2 separate regions of the Homo sapiens genome follow, and region 1 is linked to region 2. A link is an interaction called in ENCODE POLR2A ChIA-PET data of the cell type or tissue named here. Cell type or tissue: B cell. All regions are shown on one strand. Links, peaks and the distances in the headings refer to the core of each region. The heading gives the core; the rest is flanking DNA.

Region 1 (8,087 bases), core at 2,689-6,688, 210 kb after region 2:
TCAATAGGATGCTATGTAAGTGAGTTGTCATATTGTATAAAGGAACACTGTGCAGCTGTCAGAAAGAACAAGAAGAGTTATCTGTGCTGATACTTAAAAATCCCCAAGGGATAATGTTTAATGAAAACAAAAAGCAATCAAGCCACAGAATGTTAGGTAGAGCGTAGGCCCACCACATGCCCATTGTGTGAGGCAGGGAGAGGAGATACATATATGTGTATAAGTTAATGGGAATGACAGACAAGTAACTATTAACAGTGGTTGCCTTTGGGGAATGGGATTGGATTCAGGGAAAGAATTACTTTTCATTTTAAACCTTTCCGTAAAGTCTGTAATTCTTTATACCTGTATGTAGTTTTCACATATTACCCTTATTATTTTTAGCTAGTTTAAAATCGTTTTATATTCTGAACAAAGTTGAAGATATGGATATCTTAACATTTGAATTTACTCTTCTGGGGGAAAGGCATGTTTTGTAATCCCCAGTTTTCATTTTTTGTTGAGACAGGGTTTCCCTCTGTCACCCAGGCTGGAGTGCAGTGGCATGATCACAGCTCACTGCAGCCTTGACCTGCTGGACTCAAGCAATCTTTCCGTCTCAGCCTCCCCACCCTCCCAGCAGCTGGGACTACAGGCATGCACCACCACACCCAGCTAGTTTTTGTATTTTTGTAGAGATGAGGTTTCGCCATGTTGCCCAGGCTGGTCTCAAACTCCTGGGCTCAAGTGGTCTGCCCACTTTGGCCTCTCAAAGTGTTGGGATTACAGGTGTGAGCCACCATGCCCAACCATCAGTTTTATTTTCTAATAGAGGAAGTTCCTCAGGAAGAAAAGAACTTGGAGATAGGGTTTAGGGAAAATCATACAATCCTGTCTTGGCTCAATATCAGAGTAGTAAATAAAAAAGGACTGATTCTTATACCCAAATGCTGGGTTCTTATATGCTAAGACTGGGCACCAACTGGCACATTAGTAGATGTTTTGCTTACAGTGTTACTAATCTCCCAACACCGCTGCAAGGCAGGTAATTATTATCTCAGTTTTCCAGTGCCAAAAATCAATTGAACTCTTAAAGTTATCACATTCGTGATAGTCTTCCTTAGCTCCTGCCAAGCACCCACTCTCTGCTGGATATAACAAGGGAACTTTATTACATTTTCATTTAACCCTGTCAACAGTCCTCTAAAGTACATATCTTCATGTTAGGACAAAGAAACAGACTCAGAGAGATTAAGGAATTTGCCCAAAGTTACACAGCTAGTAGACATGGCTCTCTTTAATGCAAATGCAAATATTCCTTTTTTTTGAAACAGAGTCTTGCTCTGTCGCCCAGGCTGGTGTACAGTGGCATGATCTTGGCTAACTGCAGCCTCCACCTCCCAGGTTCAGTGACTCTCCTTGCCTCAGCCTCCCGAGTAGCTGGGTTTACAGGCACATGCTACCACGCCTGGCTAACTTTTATATTTTTAGTAGGGATGGGGTTTCACCATGTTGGCCGGGCTGGTGTCCAACTTCTGGCCTCAAGTGATCCACCCACCTTGGCCTCCCAAAGTGGTGGGATTACAGGTGTGAGCCACCGCGCCCAGCCAAATGCAAATGCAAATATTCTTACCACTGTACCACAGTGCTTGTTATTGGGGTTTTCATCTTTCTGATTTCAACATTGCTATCACTCTTGCTGGCTCTTCTTCCTCTACCCATCTCCTACCACTGGGGTTCCTTTCTTGGTGACACAGGATTTTTGCTCCTTAGCTCAGCTAGGTCCAGGTTCTTGTCTCACATTCAGGAAGAAATAGGCACGTGAACATGGAAGAGTGAGTGGAGTAGAATTTATCAAGCGAAACAGAAAGCTCTCAGCAAAAAGAGGGGTCCTGAAAACAGGTTGCTGGTTGCCCCCTTCGCAACTGAAAAGCTGATGGAGCTGGATTCCCTGTTTGTAAAGGCATGAATTCCTGGTGGCTCCACCCCATTCCCCCAGCGTGCATGTGGGGCCTTAGTGGGCTGCAGGCATGTTTAGGCAAGCCCCTGTGCAAGTTCCCTTATCTGCACAAAACATCTCATGTAACCATTTGTGGGACTGGTCAGAAGTTCTTCCGGGACCCTTCCCTACTGTCTGCCTAAAGCAAGCTGGCTAACTCCTTTCATTGGTTCATTTCACTTATATACACTCCCCAGCAATCTCATATACCTCCACAGTTCTCAAATACCACATATATACAGATGTTTCCAAATCTAAACATCTATCCCAGGTCTCTCTTCTGACCCCAAACCTTCATATCCAGCCGTCTACTCAACAGTCTCCTGGATTGCTCAGAGGCACCTCTTAACATATGTAAACCAGAGGGCAACACTGACCTCCCCAAACCTGCCTCTCCTCCTTTATGCTGCCCTATCCTATGAAGATTTTTTTTAAAATCAGGGCCGGGCACGGTAGCTCACGCCTGTAATCCCAGCACTTTGGGAGGCCTAGACAGGAGGATCACTTGAGCTCAGGAGTTCGAGACCAGCCTGGGCAATGCGGCGAAACTCTGTCTCTATAAAAAAAAAAATTAGCTGGGTGTAGTGGTGTGCACCTGTTGTCCCAGCTACTTGGGGGGCTGAGGCAGTAGGATTGCTTGAGCCCAGGAGGCAGAGGTTGCAGTGAGCTGAGACTGTGCCACTGCATTCCATCCTGGGTGACAGAGCCAGGCCCTGTCTCAAGAAATAATAAATGAATAAATAAATCAGGAAATTCCAATTTTTCTATTCGTAACATAGGTCTTACACTGACCCATATAATTTGGGGAAACTCCATCACTAAACTGAATTCTCTCTCTAAACTCTGCCTGAGGAGCCAAGACTAGGATAACTAGAGGAGGCCAAGAAGAGTGGTGCAGTTACCACAATTTTGTGAGGTGACTGTCTGGTCCCTTGCTCCTTACTCCCCTCAGAGGTAGATATGTAGAAAACTTCTGAAGATGTCCCCACACATAACATGTAATAACATCTATTGTGCCTGTACTTGATCAACATTTATAAAACTCCTCAATGAAAGCAGCAGTTGCTAATTCCTACAAAGAGTAATTTACATTTAGCATCCACTGACTGAATAAAATACCTAATGACAAAATGTTACCTTGAATTCAGTAATGATTTTAGATGAATCAGAATTTTCATTAATCATATCACGTACATATTTGTGAAAATGGCACAAAAATTTAAAACATGGTTATTCAGTCTCAAGGGTGTGCTTAGTGTGGAGTGACCCTCCTGCTCAGAACTCTACGGTTCTCTCACAGGTTTGCAAGGCAGTGCCAGAGAACAATTTTCAAAAAATAAATTAAAAAAGCAGAAATGAAAAAATCCTTGAAATGTTTTTTTTTTTCTTTCTTTCTCAGGGAGGGGCTTTCTATTTCATGGAGCATGTGGCAGCTGAGTGTTCGACTTGGAATTACTTCTGGCAACAAGTCCTGGATCCTGCCTGGCACCTTCTGTTTGATGGGTGCAACCTGACCAGAGAGAGCTGGAAGGCCCTGGAGCGGGCCAGCTTCTCTAAGCTGAAGCTGCAGCACATCCAGGCCCCACTGTCCTGGGAGTTGGTGCGCCCTCATATCTATGGATATGCTGTGAAATAGTGTGAGCTGGCAGTTAAGAGCTGAATGGCTCAAAGAATTTAAAGCTTCAGTTTTACATTTAAAATGCTAAGTGGGAGAAGAGAAACCTTTTTTTTGGGGGGCGGTTTTTTTGGTTTGTTGTTGGTTTTTTTTTTTTTTTTGGCGGGAAGAAAGAGTTTTGCTCTTGTTGCCCAGGCTGGAGTGCAATGACGTGATCTCCGCTCACTGCAACCTCCACCTCGCGGGTTTAAGCGATTCTTCTGCCTCAGCCTCCCTAGTAGCTGGGATTACAGGTGCCCACCACCATGCCCAGCTAATTTGTATTTTTAGTTGAGACAGGGTTTCACTACGTTGGCCAGGCTGGTCTTGAACTCCTGATCTCAGGCAATCCACCCACCTCAGCCTCCCAAAGTGCTGGGATGACAGGCGTGAGCAACCGCACCCAGCTTAAGGTTTTTTTGTTTTGTTTTGAGACGGAGTTTTCGCTCTTGTTGCCCAGGCTGGAGTGCAATGCTGTGATCTCAGCTTACCACAACCTCCACCTCCCGGGTTCAAGTGATTCACCTGCCTCAGCCTCCTGAGTAGCTGGTATTACAGGCATGCGTCACCACGCCGGCTAATTTTGTACTTTTAGTAGAGATGGTGTTTCCCCACGTTGGTCAGTCTGGTCTCAAATTCCTGACCTCAGGTGATCTGCCTGCCTCGGCCTCCCAAAGTGCTGTGATTACAGACGTCAGCCACCATGCCTGGCCTGAAACCTTTTTTAGGTAAAGTTGAATTCCATCCTTAAAAGTTTCTGTTATATCCTATTTAGCCATTTTCTATTGTCTCCCAAAGAATTCACATCAAAAAAACAGCTTTGAACTCCCCCTTCAAAGGAAACAGTCGACTTTCATAATTAGCATCTACCATTATCCCCAAATCTTATTTTATTCATTGACTTGAAATTTTTTCCAATTGCTTTTTTTTTTTTTTTTTTAAGGTTAAGAGCAGAGGTTTACTAGGCCAAAGAAAGAGAATAGCTCTCTGTTGCAGAGAGGGGTCCTGGAGAAATGGGTTACCCCAGTTGTCTTATTTAAATGGTTACCCATCAGATTTTAATTTTATCTTCTCTTTGAGAGCTTGGTAATAAGAAGCACTTAAATCACTCCAAAGAAGACTTTAAAAAGGGAGCAGTGAAAAGGTCTTAATAATTTATTGATTGAATTAAGAAATACTAGCTAATTAAGAATCTGAGTCTAAACAGCACAGATTTTTTCTTTCTGCTTTTAAATTGTGTTTTAAAAAAAGAGACAGGGGGCTGGGCGTGGTGGCTCACGCCTGTAATCCTAGCACTTTGGGAGGCCGAGGCGGGTGGATCACGAGGTAGGAGTTAAAGACCAGCCTGGCCAACATGGCAAAACCCTACTAAAGATACAAAAAAAAAAAAAAATTAGCCAGGCGTGGTGGTGGGTGCCTGTAATCCCAGGTACTTGGAAGGCTGAGGCAGGAGAATCTCTTGAACCCAGAAGGCGAAGGTTGCAGTGAACCGAGATCATGCCATTGTACTCTAGCCTGGGTGACAAGAGCAAGACTCCGTCTCAAAAAAAAAAAAAAAAAAAAAAAGAAGTAGAGACAGGGAGACAGGGTCTCACTGTGTTGCCTAGGCCGGTCTTGAACTCCTGGGCTCAAGTGATTCTCCCACCTTGACCTCCTAAATTGTTGGGATTACAGGTGTGAGACAGTGCACCTGGCCGAAATAGCTCAAGTTTCTGAAAAACAAATCTGAATCTATTTGTTATTCTTAGCGTCACTGGTCTGGCTTTCAGAATTAACATACAAGGTTGCCACACCTAGTTCTGCCCAGCTTTATGTCTTTTATTCCAGTATTCCACCAAAGTTTGTTTTCCTGCATTCCAGTTCTCAAGTCTTAAGATAAAGATTGTACTTGACAGTTTAGTATATCCATAAAACTATTTGAGGTGGTTAAGGTTCTTGGGTTCATTTTCCTTAATACTTTGCTGAATATTGTAGATTGTAGGCAATGAAAAAGTCTACTAAATTAGGAAAACCTTGAATAATTAGGTATCCTAGGTAAGAGCCCCTAAACATCAAGCAATCTGTGAGTCTGTAAAGAAATAAATATTTTTTGGATTATTCTTATCTAATTCCACCCCTGTTGGAAGATGATTTCTTTGTTCTTTGCAACTATGGAAGCTGTGAAAATCATCACAAGTGCCTCTGAAAGCGAGTGTTAGGTTGGTTAGAGGGTTTAATATTTTCTGCAATGGTTTGTAGGAATTTTAATAAATGTAGTATATTTTCTGAGATGATTTTGTAAAAGTACTATTTTAAATATCAAATCAACCAATAAATTCACATTTGTGTTAGGAACAGAAATATGGTTTATATCTTTGCTGGCTTGGTTTCCTTTTTCTTAATGTCTCTGGGAGGCTTATTCCTTCATTGTGGAAATTTTAGCTATTTAAACATGTAAATTTTTCTTTCTACAGCCAGGTAACTATAAACACAGCCAATAGATTTTACACAAAGCAATCCTAGAAGTATCAGAATGGGTTTTGAAAAGTTCAAGTCCATCATGTGATCATGTTTGGCTACTTTAAAAAAGCAAAAAAGTTCAAGTCTAACGATCCCATTTGTGAAATCCACAGAGCAGAAAGAAAGGAAGCTTTTACTATTTTAACTATCTCTTGAACGTGAAAAGTTATTGATGCAGTGAGGTCGAATGCACACCTACTGCTTCCTAAGCTCTGGAACATGAATCTCCTTCCTCTGTCATCTCCCCAGAATTGGAACCTCCTTAATCCAACCATCTCACTATTGGTCAGTCTAGTGATTGAGAAATAGGAAAAGCCACAGGTTGAAATGATGAAATGTCATTACACTGAAAGATAATACCAAAGTACAAAGTCCTAGGCACAGTCTTGTCAATTCCCTCTTGTCTAAGTGGTGTGGCAAATATTATTGTCACTTTTCAGAGAAAACTGAGGTGTAGAGAAATAAATAAATGAAGTTTTTTACAGTCATTCCACAAGTTACTGAGCAAGTCTTAGAAGCCCTGACTCCCCAAACCACAAAATCTCCTTTGATAATCATTGCTGCCATAACACCTTCTTTTACTGCTTTCCTCCTTGAATCCAGAGAACACATATTTATAATCATTTTAAGAGCCTGAGGAAATGACTTCAGCCTGTGCAAAAGGGAGAAAGAAAAAAAGGCAAAACATGTCCAATGTCTTTTAGGTCCTATATTGGTTAGGAATCCTTTGATTCCAAGTGACAGAATCCCAATCCAAACAGACTTAAGCAGAAAAAGGACTATCAACTCAAATTAGTGAAAATCATACAGGCAGAAAGCCTCAGGCACAGCCTGAACAGGGCTCAGATAATGTTATCAGGAGCCAGACAATCTCTAGGGTCATGTCTGTCCTCCCCTCTGCTCTATTAGGTAGCAAGTTGGTAGAAATGGCTCTGACCTTCATGCTTCCAGGGCACAAGCCCAGTTAGAAAGAGCAAGCCTACTTTTTGTGGCCATACCAGACCAATCTGATTTAACCTTTATGTAACAAAGTTGTGAGTTGTTTTTCAGTTGCCAATGGACCCTCAGGTCATGTGCCCTGAGCACACCCAGATGAACCAAGCCTGCAACCACAGGGGGAACCTAAGCTAAGTGCTCAGTCCAAGGATGGGGACTGAATTAAGAAGCAGACACATGGGAGGATCCATGACCGATCAGATCAAGCTGTGGTATCACCCCATGGCAGGATCCAGTCAGATCATGCCTCCCGGCATCACCTCATTGCAAGATCCAATCAGATCATGCCTCATTACCCTATACTTACAAAACCTGACCAAGCCCCCAGCTCTGGGAGATACTGCTCTGGGAGATACAGCCCTGGCATTCTCCTTACTTGTTGCAAGTAATAAAATCCCCTTGCTAAATGCTCCTTGGTTGTGGTCATTGGGTTGAATTTGCAATGGATGCTAGGAAGGCACATAACAAATATACATTATAAACCCATTGCTGGATTTCACCGGATTTGGATCAGACCCTGTCTGTCTTCCTATGGGAGATCATATAGTACAATGCTTAGAACACTGGATTTTCAGTGGGATAACTGCTTGCAACAAAGAAAGTAAAAGACAAATTGAAACACTGGCTTTGGCATCAAAGTGACATGGTCAAGTCCTGGTTGTGTCATTGGTTGAGTCTGTGACCTTGAGCAAGTTATCTGTTTTTTCATCTGTAAATGGGGGTATCTACCTAAAAGGTTATGCTGAGGAGTAAATGAAGCAATGCACTTGGCACTTAATATAGGTTGACTTCATTCAACAGATATTTATTGAGTGTCTACTGTGTGCTCTGCTCTTAGTGCCTGGCTTAGAGCCCTGAATAACTAGACATATCCCTGCCTGCGTGGAGCATACAATGATGATAAATGTTTTCTATAGATGAGGAAGAAGCTCAGGGTGCCCAGCGAATGTAATCTGACCT
Region 2 (8,087 bases), core at 1,706-5,705:
TAGTTAAATGATTTATTGCTAACAGATAAAAAGCAAATTGAAAATTACTCAAAGAGCACATTTAACTACTGGTTTCTGATGGATGGTTCGTTATAATACTGTATTTTAGGACTGGGCACAGTGGCTCACACCTGTAATCCCAACACTTTGGGAGGCCAAGGCGGGTGGATCACTTGAGGTCAGGAGTTCAAGACTAGCCTGACCAACATGTGAAACGCTGTCTCTACTAAAAATATAAAAATCAGCTGGGCGTGGTGGCGGGCACCTGTAATCCCAGCTACTCGGGAGGCCGAGGCAGGAGAATCGCTTGAATCCGGGAGGCGGAGGTTGCAGTGAGCCGAAAATGCGCCATTGCACTCCAGCCTGGGTGACAGAGCAAGACCCTGTCTCAAAAATAAAAAAAGAAAAAATATATATATTATATTAAATATAATAATATATATTACATTATAATATATAAATATATATAAAGAAAAAAATATATATATGTATTTTTTTGAGATGGAGTCTTGCTCTGTCACCTGGGCTGGAGTGCAGTGGTGCCATCTCAGCTCAGTGCAACCTCTGCCTCCTGGGTTCAAGCGATTCTCCTGCCTCAGCGTCCCGAGTAGCTGGGATTACAGGTGCCCACCACCAGGCCCAGCTGATTTTTATATTTTTATTAGAGACGGGCTTTCACATGTTGGTCAGGCTGGTCTCGAACTCCTGACCTCAGGATCCACCTGCCTTGGCCTCCCAAAGTGCTAGGATTATAGGCTTGAGGCACTGTGCCCGGCCTATATATTGTATTTTAAAGTTATGCATTCTGTGGGAGTCAGCTGAATTTTTGTGTTGATGTCTGAGTCACAGGCTCAAAGTCTGTGACCATGTGGATAGTAGTATTTCTCCCCAGCAGGGGAAGACTGGAAGTGCCTATTGGATCTCTTAGGGGACTTATCCAAAGTATACCCATCTCCTCCATCCCCCTGGAATCTGATTTTTTTTTTTTTTGAGAATTTATGCAATAATAGAACTTAATGAGAGGAATATGTTGTGCATCTTATTGAAAAGTCGTTAAAAATCTTAAGAACCATTACTTTTATGACAGAAAATTTGGGGACTTTCTTGTTCCACCTCTGCATGAAGTGAGCTTCTTTTCAAGCCCACAGATTCATTAGGGTTCTCATATTTCATTTAAAAATGTCAGCCAGGCACGGTGGCTCATGCCTATAATCCCAGCTTCTTGAAAGGATGAGGAAGGAGGATGGCTTGAACCCAGGAGTTTGAGGCTGCAAGCTGCAGTGAGCTGTGATTACATCACTGCACTGCAGCTTGGGCAACAGCAAGACCATGTCAGAACAAAAAAAGAAAGAAAAAGCGTCCCATACATGTCTTTTTGTTTGATTTTATTTTATTATTATTTTTTCTTTTTTGAGACAGAATCTCGCTCTGTCGCCCAGGCATTGGCTCAAGTGATCCTTCCACTTCTGCCCCTTGAGTAGCTGGGACTACAGGCATGTGCCACCACCACACCTGACTGATTTCTTTTTTGTATTTTTAGTGGAGAGGAGATCTTGCTGTGTTGCCCAGGCTTGTCTTGAACTCCTGGGCTCAAGCAGTGCTCCCACCTCATCCTCCCAAAGTGCTAGCGTTACAGGTTTGAGCCACCCTGTCCAGCCCCACACGTCTTTGATGCTAAGGGAATTTTCACTAGAATTGATAACTTGCTAAGGATAATCTACAAAAGCACAAGCCTTTCAGGTATGATGTTGAATTGGCTGTGCTTATTACTGTTTATTTCCTTTCTGAGCTTTGACCCGCTTATCCTTTCTGTTGTTTAAAGGGAACCACTGTATGCACAGCCAGCTGCCTTCAGCTTCATAAGCGAGCAGAGAGGATTGCATCTGTTCTTGGTGATAAGGGACATCTAAATGCAGGAGATAATGTGGTGTTGCTCTATCCACCTGGTAAGCATTGGATTGGCAGACTAGAGTTTAAGCTCCAATACTAGACTGACTACAAATTATAAAAGGATAGGCACTCAGAGCTACTCTCTATGACTTGCAAGCAGTGTACTTCCCAACACTTAGAAGACCATGCACACAGGCCAAAGTGGGAACCAATCCTCACCCCCCAAGTTGTGCAGTACAGTGGCTCTCCTGGGACCATGTCTGTTTTTGTACCTTTAGATTTCTATTAGTGCCTGGCACATAAAAGGCACTCAGTAAATAATGAATGAATGAAGTCTTCAGCTACTTGGCTTTTGGAAACCTTCAAAACAGATGCTTTGTTTCTATGAATGTTCAGGAATGGGGCAATTTCACCCAGTCCCCAAAGAAATGTTGTGCGTGAATTCTGTGAACATTTTTCGTATTATGATTGATGTTACTCAGGAGGAATAACTGCAGAAACCAGGAACGGTTAACTAGGAAAATAAAAGAATGGAGAAAGGAGAGGTGAGGAAGCCCTGAGCTTTTTAAAAATATTTAGAAAGCTGATGTATAAAAAGCCATCAGACTTCTTAGATGTTGTTGAAGGGGTGTGAGTTTTGAAGGGGTGTGAGTTTTCATATTACGATTTAGTCTTCTTCTGTTGTTGCTACTTTCATGTTCTGATTTAATTCAACAACCTCATCTTCATAGTAAGAGGGGTTCAGAATTATTTGGTGACAATTTGGTGTAAAGATTCAAAATTCTGGGTGAAATATTGGAGTTTTCCCTTCATTATTTCTGTCACCTAATCCACTCATACATCCAGCTTTCTTTGGCCTGTTATCCCCCCACACTTCATATTGTTCTGTGATTTTTTTTTGTTTGTTTGTTTGTTTATTTTATTTTATTTTATTTTATTTTATTTTATTTTATTTTATTTTTGAGACGGAGCCTTGCTCTGCCACCCACTGCAACCTCCGCCTCCCTGGTTCCAGTGATTCTCCTGCCTCAGCCTCCTGGGTAGCTGGGATCACAGGCACACGCCACCACGCCCAGCTAATTTTTGTATTTTTAGTAGAGATGGGGTTTCACCATGTTGGCCAGGCTCGTCTCAAACTCCTGACCTCAGGTGATCCACCTGCCCCAACCTTCCAAAGTGCTGGGATTACAGGTGTGTGCCACCATGCCTGGCTCATTATGTGATTCTCATGTGCTGCCTTATTTACCTAGATACTGAGATTTCGTAGAAGATCATGTGATAAAGCAGTCCCCACCATTACATGCCCAGGAGATGGCCTTGCACCTGTCAGTCGGTGAGAGGCCACGGGGAAGGACCTGAGCTCTTCCTGACGAGGCCTCTGCCCAGAGTCTTCCTCAGACTGAGTCACACTTTGCTCCCTAAAACTCATACCCCTTCAACAACATCTAAGAAGTCTGATGGCTCTTTTTAGAGCAGCCTTCTAAATATTTTTAAGAAGCTCAGGGCTTCCTCACCTCTCCTTTCTCCATTCTTTTATTTTCCTAGTTAACCATTCCTGGTTTCTGCAGTTATTCCTCCTGAGTAATATCAAGCAATAATATCAATATACCTTCTTCAGAAATATTTCAGGAGTTTACTGCTGATTTCCTTCCTTTTTTGTTAATTGTTTTCTCTATATTTTCTAAAGTTTTATATGCTTCCTTCTTTCACTTTCAATATCTTCTGCTAGGGTCTTTGTTAAATTATGGTCTACAGAACCTGTCTGGCACATGATTTAATTGTTTTGGAAAATTTGCCTTTTAGTTTCTCAGTGCTCTTAGGCAGTTCAGTGACTCTCCTGACAGGGTCCTTTGTCTTGCAGGCATTGAGTTAATCGCCGCCTTCTATGGCTGCCTGTATGCGGGCTGTATACCTGTGACCGTCAGACCTCCACATGCTCAGAACCTCACGGCCACGCTGCCCACTGTCCGAATGATTGTTGATGTAAGTACCAGCTGTATCTTGCCTTGTCCTCATCTCCTAAAATCCAGATTCAGACAACTAAGGATCCTTACTAATTTTCCAATTTTGTTAAGTCAGGAATTCAAATTTGTCTTCTGGAGACTACCTCCTTTTTGTTAATCCAGCCAAAGCAGTCATCATTATTCAGTGAAGGAACTGGGGGAAAGTGGTTATTGGTGAGATACAGAATTGTGTGCAGTTATCATGAACATTAAAGAGGTGAAGCAGCCATTAGTATTTCTACAACAAAAACACAAAAGGTAGCCAGGCATTGTGGCACTTGCCTGTAGTTCCAGCGACTCAGGAGGCTGAGGTGGGAGGATCCCTTGAGTCTGGGAGGTGGAGGTTAGAAGTGAGCTGAGATTATGCCACTGCACTCCAGCCTGAGCAGACCCTGTCGCCAAAAGAAAAAAAAAAAGTGTTTCCCCCTCCCTTCTGTCTAAAACGTGCTGTCTGATATTTTTCCTGCAAAATTATCTAGGCGATTTTAAATGCCAAACTGAATTATCCCCAGTGTCAAGTCACTTCTATTTTAGTTACTTTTGTGAATTTACTTGGTATAGCATTAAAAGGTGTCCAGAACTTGCTCTGGAGATGATAGAAGTTTTTATAGGATATGAGAGTTAAAGAAAATAAGATAAGTGTGTATTGCATGAGATCCTAGTGTTTACAGCAAGGGGAAGCCTTGGCCAGTGCTGACAGATTACAAAATTCCAGTTCATGTAGCATTTGCTTCTCTGAGAACTGCTGCTCTGTCAGCAAAAATGGAGCCCACAGTATAAAAGCCATGATCACCATAGATGATTTTATTACAAAGTGTAATTCAGCAAAATGCCCTTGTTATATTCTACAAAGTGGGCCAGAAAAGCAGGGAGGGGAGTTGCTGTTGATGCAGTTCGTGGGCAAAGTAGGTCATAGGTCACTTTGCATTTCTGTGTATAGCTGGGCAAGAGAACCTAGTTTCTGTGAGAGCTTATATCAGCATCAGGGTTCCTTAGGTTCAGTGTATGGGCTAGGTGTAGTAAGTCTCATCATTCACTAGAGACTGGGGCAGTCTCCTTCAAACATGGTTATCCGATTCTTCTCATTTCCTGAGCACTACAAAACCCACATCTTTATTTAATTGTGGTCTTCATGAAATCTTGGGATTGTGGGATCTATACTGAGATTATAACTGAAATACTTTGAGAATCACTGTTATAAATGATACAGTGTATTGTGAACAGGTCCATCATTCTGAGAGAATTAAATGTCACACATTTCCAGAAGGAAACATGCAAGGGAGTAACACTGACCTCGTCTGTCTCACATGTGTTCTTTGAAACTGTCCTGTCCAGTGTGGTACATGAGTGGCTTTTAGCAGCAGCCAGGGCCTGTGGTGCCATGTTGGGGCTGAGCCTCCTGATGCTTATTGCTGTCCATTTGTTTTCTAGGTCAGCAAAGCAGCCTGTATTCTCACCAGTCAGACCCTAATGAGGCTACTGAGGTCCCGAGAGGCAGCAGCAGCTGTGGATGTGAAAACCTGGCCAACCATCATTGACACAGGTGAAAGGGAGACTTCTTCTGAGGGTGGAGGGACTGAGAGCTCACAATACCTGAGATCTCCTCCATTCTCATGCCAGACGTGTTTACCCTGCCTTTATGTCTTCTGCCTGCTAAGACAGAGGCAAAACCTAGGATCAGTAAGCTTGTGCAGGACTAGACACTGACAGCAGATGCAAAGAGCCAGATCACAGTCTGCTAAGAGCTCTCCAAACAAAATTGTTTTGCTGTTACTCTTGGCATCATAAAAAGGTGGTTAGGTTTTTATGCTACATGTGACTATGTACATGTAGGGCCAAGTAAAATATTGAGACAATCTGATCCTTTCGTTCGAGATGTGATATTGTTGAAACAATACTGGACTAGGAGTCAGGTGATTTGGGTTCTGGCTCAAGCTTCATTACCTACTGCTTGTGTAATCTTGACTGAAATTACCCTTTCCTAAGCTACTGCCTACCCCTGCCTGACTTGAATATTTATTGAGAAGATGAAATGCAGTATAATATGAAAATGCTATACTTCGAAAGCCATAAAGTGCAGAATTTTTAGATAGTATTCGTATTAAAGAAGGGGATAAGATAAGGGAATAGCTGAAAAAGCTGTGGTATAGGAAGAGTGTGGGTGTTGGAGTCAGGCAGGTAGGGTTTAAGTCCTGCTGTATCTGCTACTCTCTGAGTATCCGTACTAACCTGTCTATAAAGTGGGAGTTGTAAAGATTAAATGATGTAACACAAAGCTTCTAGCATGTAATCATAATGATAACATCTAATCTTCATTGAGCCCTTATGATATGTCAGTCATTTAATGTGTTATATAATTTTATCCTTACAATAACCCTGTAAGTTGCTATTTTTATCCTCATTTTGCAGATTAGAAAACTGAGGGAAGTTAAATAAGCAGCAGAACTGAAATTCAAATCCAGCCAGTTTGGCTCCATTCCCAGCCTCTTAACCATTAATGTCCTCCCTACCCTTTTTTTTTTTTTTTAACTCTGGATTCAAATGCAGGAATGACATGTATTTGTGGTTATTGTGTACCAGATGCTGAACTGGGTTTTTTAAATATTTGTTACTGAAGGATAGAAGCACAGTTATATACAATATTTATCACAAATGGATTGTGTTGGTGTTAATGATGCTGGTAGGTCTATGGTTAATGGGCTCAATCACAACAGGAAGGTTTCTTTAGGCACTTGAGTGGTCATAGGAGTGACCCTTCCCTGCACAAAGGGAGGTCAAAGGTGTTAGTCTTTCATTTGACCAGAAATGGGTGCCCCATGTTATGGTGATTTAAAACTCAGAGTCAGACATCCTTCTTGATCCAGAAAGCCAAAGGAGCCATTGAAGAGGTATGGCTGGAGCCAGAGGAAATCTTTGACATCCCTGGTTTTGGCATACTTATAAAGCACATGGGGGGAAGCAGAGGAGGTATCATAAATGAGTGAAAGCAGCGAATTCCCAGTTCTTGGCTACCATTCTCTTTTGGAGACGGGGCCCTCACTCTGTCATCCAGGCTGGAGTGCAGTGGCGCGATCTCGGCTCACTGCAACCTCCACCTCCTGGGTTCAAGGGATTCTCCTGCCTCAGCCTCCCGAGTAGCTGGGATTACAGGCATGAACCACCATGCCTGGCTAATTTTTGTATTTTTAGTAGAGACAGGGTTTTGCCATGTTGGCCAGGCTGGTCTCGAACCCCAGTCCTCAAGTGGTCTACCTGCCTCGGCCTTCCAGAGTGCTAGGATTACAAGTGTGAGCCACCGCACCTGGCCACCATTTTTCTTTCTTTCTTTTTTTTTTTTTAAAGAGACATGATCTTGATATGTTACCCAGGTTGGTCTCAAACTCCTGGGTTCACACAACCCTCCTGCCTCAGCCTCCCAAGTAGCTGGGACTACAGGCCTGAGTCACTGCACCCAGATAGATTACTATTCTTAAAATTCTGCCAGGTTAGCCAGGTGCAGTGGCTCATGGTTGTAATGCCAGCACTCTGAGAGGCTGAGGCAGGAGGATCACTTGGGCTCAGGAGTTGGAGACTAGCCTGGGCAATACAGTGAGACCTCACCTCTACAAAAAAAATTTTTATTTAATTAGCTAGGCATGGTGGCATGGACCTGTAGTCCCAGCTGCTCAGGAGGCTGAGGTGGGAGGATCATTTGAACTCAGCAGATGGAGGTTGCAGTGACCCGAGATCGAGCCACTGCACTCCAACCTTGGCAATAGAGCAAGACTCTGTCTCAAAAAAAGAAAAAATCTGCTAATTTAACTTAGAGAAATACTTTCCAACTTTTAAATCCATACATGATTAATATAACACATACTAAAGTGTAAATAATGAACTTTAACTTGAAACCAGCATAACAGCTAATGCTTTTTGAGCATTTCTTCAGTCAGTTGCTTTAAAAGTGCTTTATGTGAATTAACTTCCCAACAGTTCTATGAGGGTAGGTATTATTTTAGAGATTCATTTTAGAGAAAAAGAAAACAGACACAAAGAGGTGAAATAACTCCAAGGTCACGTAGCTGAGGGTAGAGCTGGCATTTGAACAGCAGTCTGCTTCCTACTGTGTTCTGTTTCCCCTTACTAAGCTGCTAGCAGATACATTTACCTGATGTAGATTTGCTTGCCTGTGTTGTCTAGTGTTGTCCTCAACCCCAG

Evidence for each region. ChIA-PET counts read pairs that join two places held together with the same protein. Peaks named below come from ENCODE experiments on the same cell type or tissue, not always from the same donor. Only the 100,000 strongest peaks of a DNase experiment are listed, where the experiment ranks them.
Region 1: POLR2A ChIA-PET joins it to region 2 with 5 read pairs; 4 of 35 experiments call an interaction of 5 or more read pairs at or near these places.

Annotation. Positions count from the first base shown.
Region 1 is chr12:50,926,537-50,934,623 of GRCh38, forward strand. It overlaps TMT1A (thiol methyltransferase 1A), which reads left to right. Exons shown (of 2, transcript NM_014033.4): 2 at 3,378-5,972. The coding sequence ends at 3,614. It also overlaps a transcript of HIGD1C not described here. Among named protein-coding and RNA genes, the nearest start is that of TMT1A, 5.6 kb to the left of the region's middle. RefSeq lists an enhancer at 7,290-7,584. In B cell, for the core only: no CTCF peak of the experiment used is centred there; no DNase peak of the experiment used is centred there; H3K4me3 peaks cover 194 bases; H3K27ac peaks cover 1,873 bases.
Region 2 is chr12:50,719,451-50,727,537 of GRCh38, forward strand. DIP2B (disco interacting protein 2 homolog B) reads left to right here. Exons shown (of 38, transcript NM_173602.3): 26 at 1,823-1,946; 27 at 3,752-3,873; 28 at 5,325-5,436. Among named protein-coding and RNA genes, the nearest start is that of ATF1, 41 kb to the right of the region's middle. In B cell, for the core only: no CTCF peak of the experiment used is centred there; no DNase peak of the experiment used is centred there; H3K27ac peaks cover 747 bases.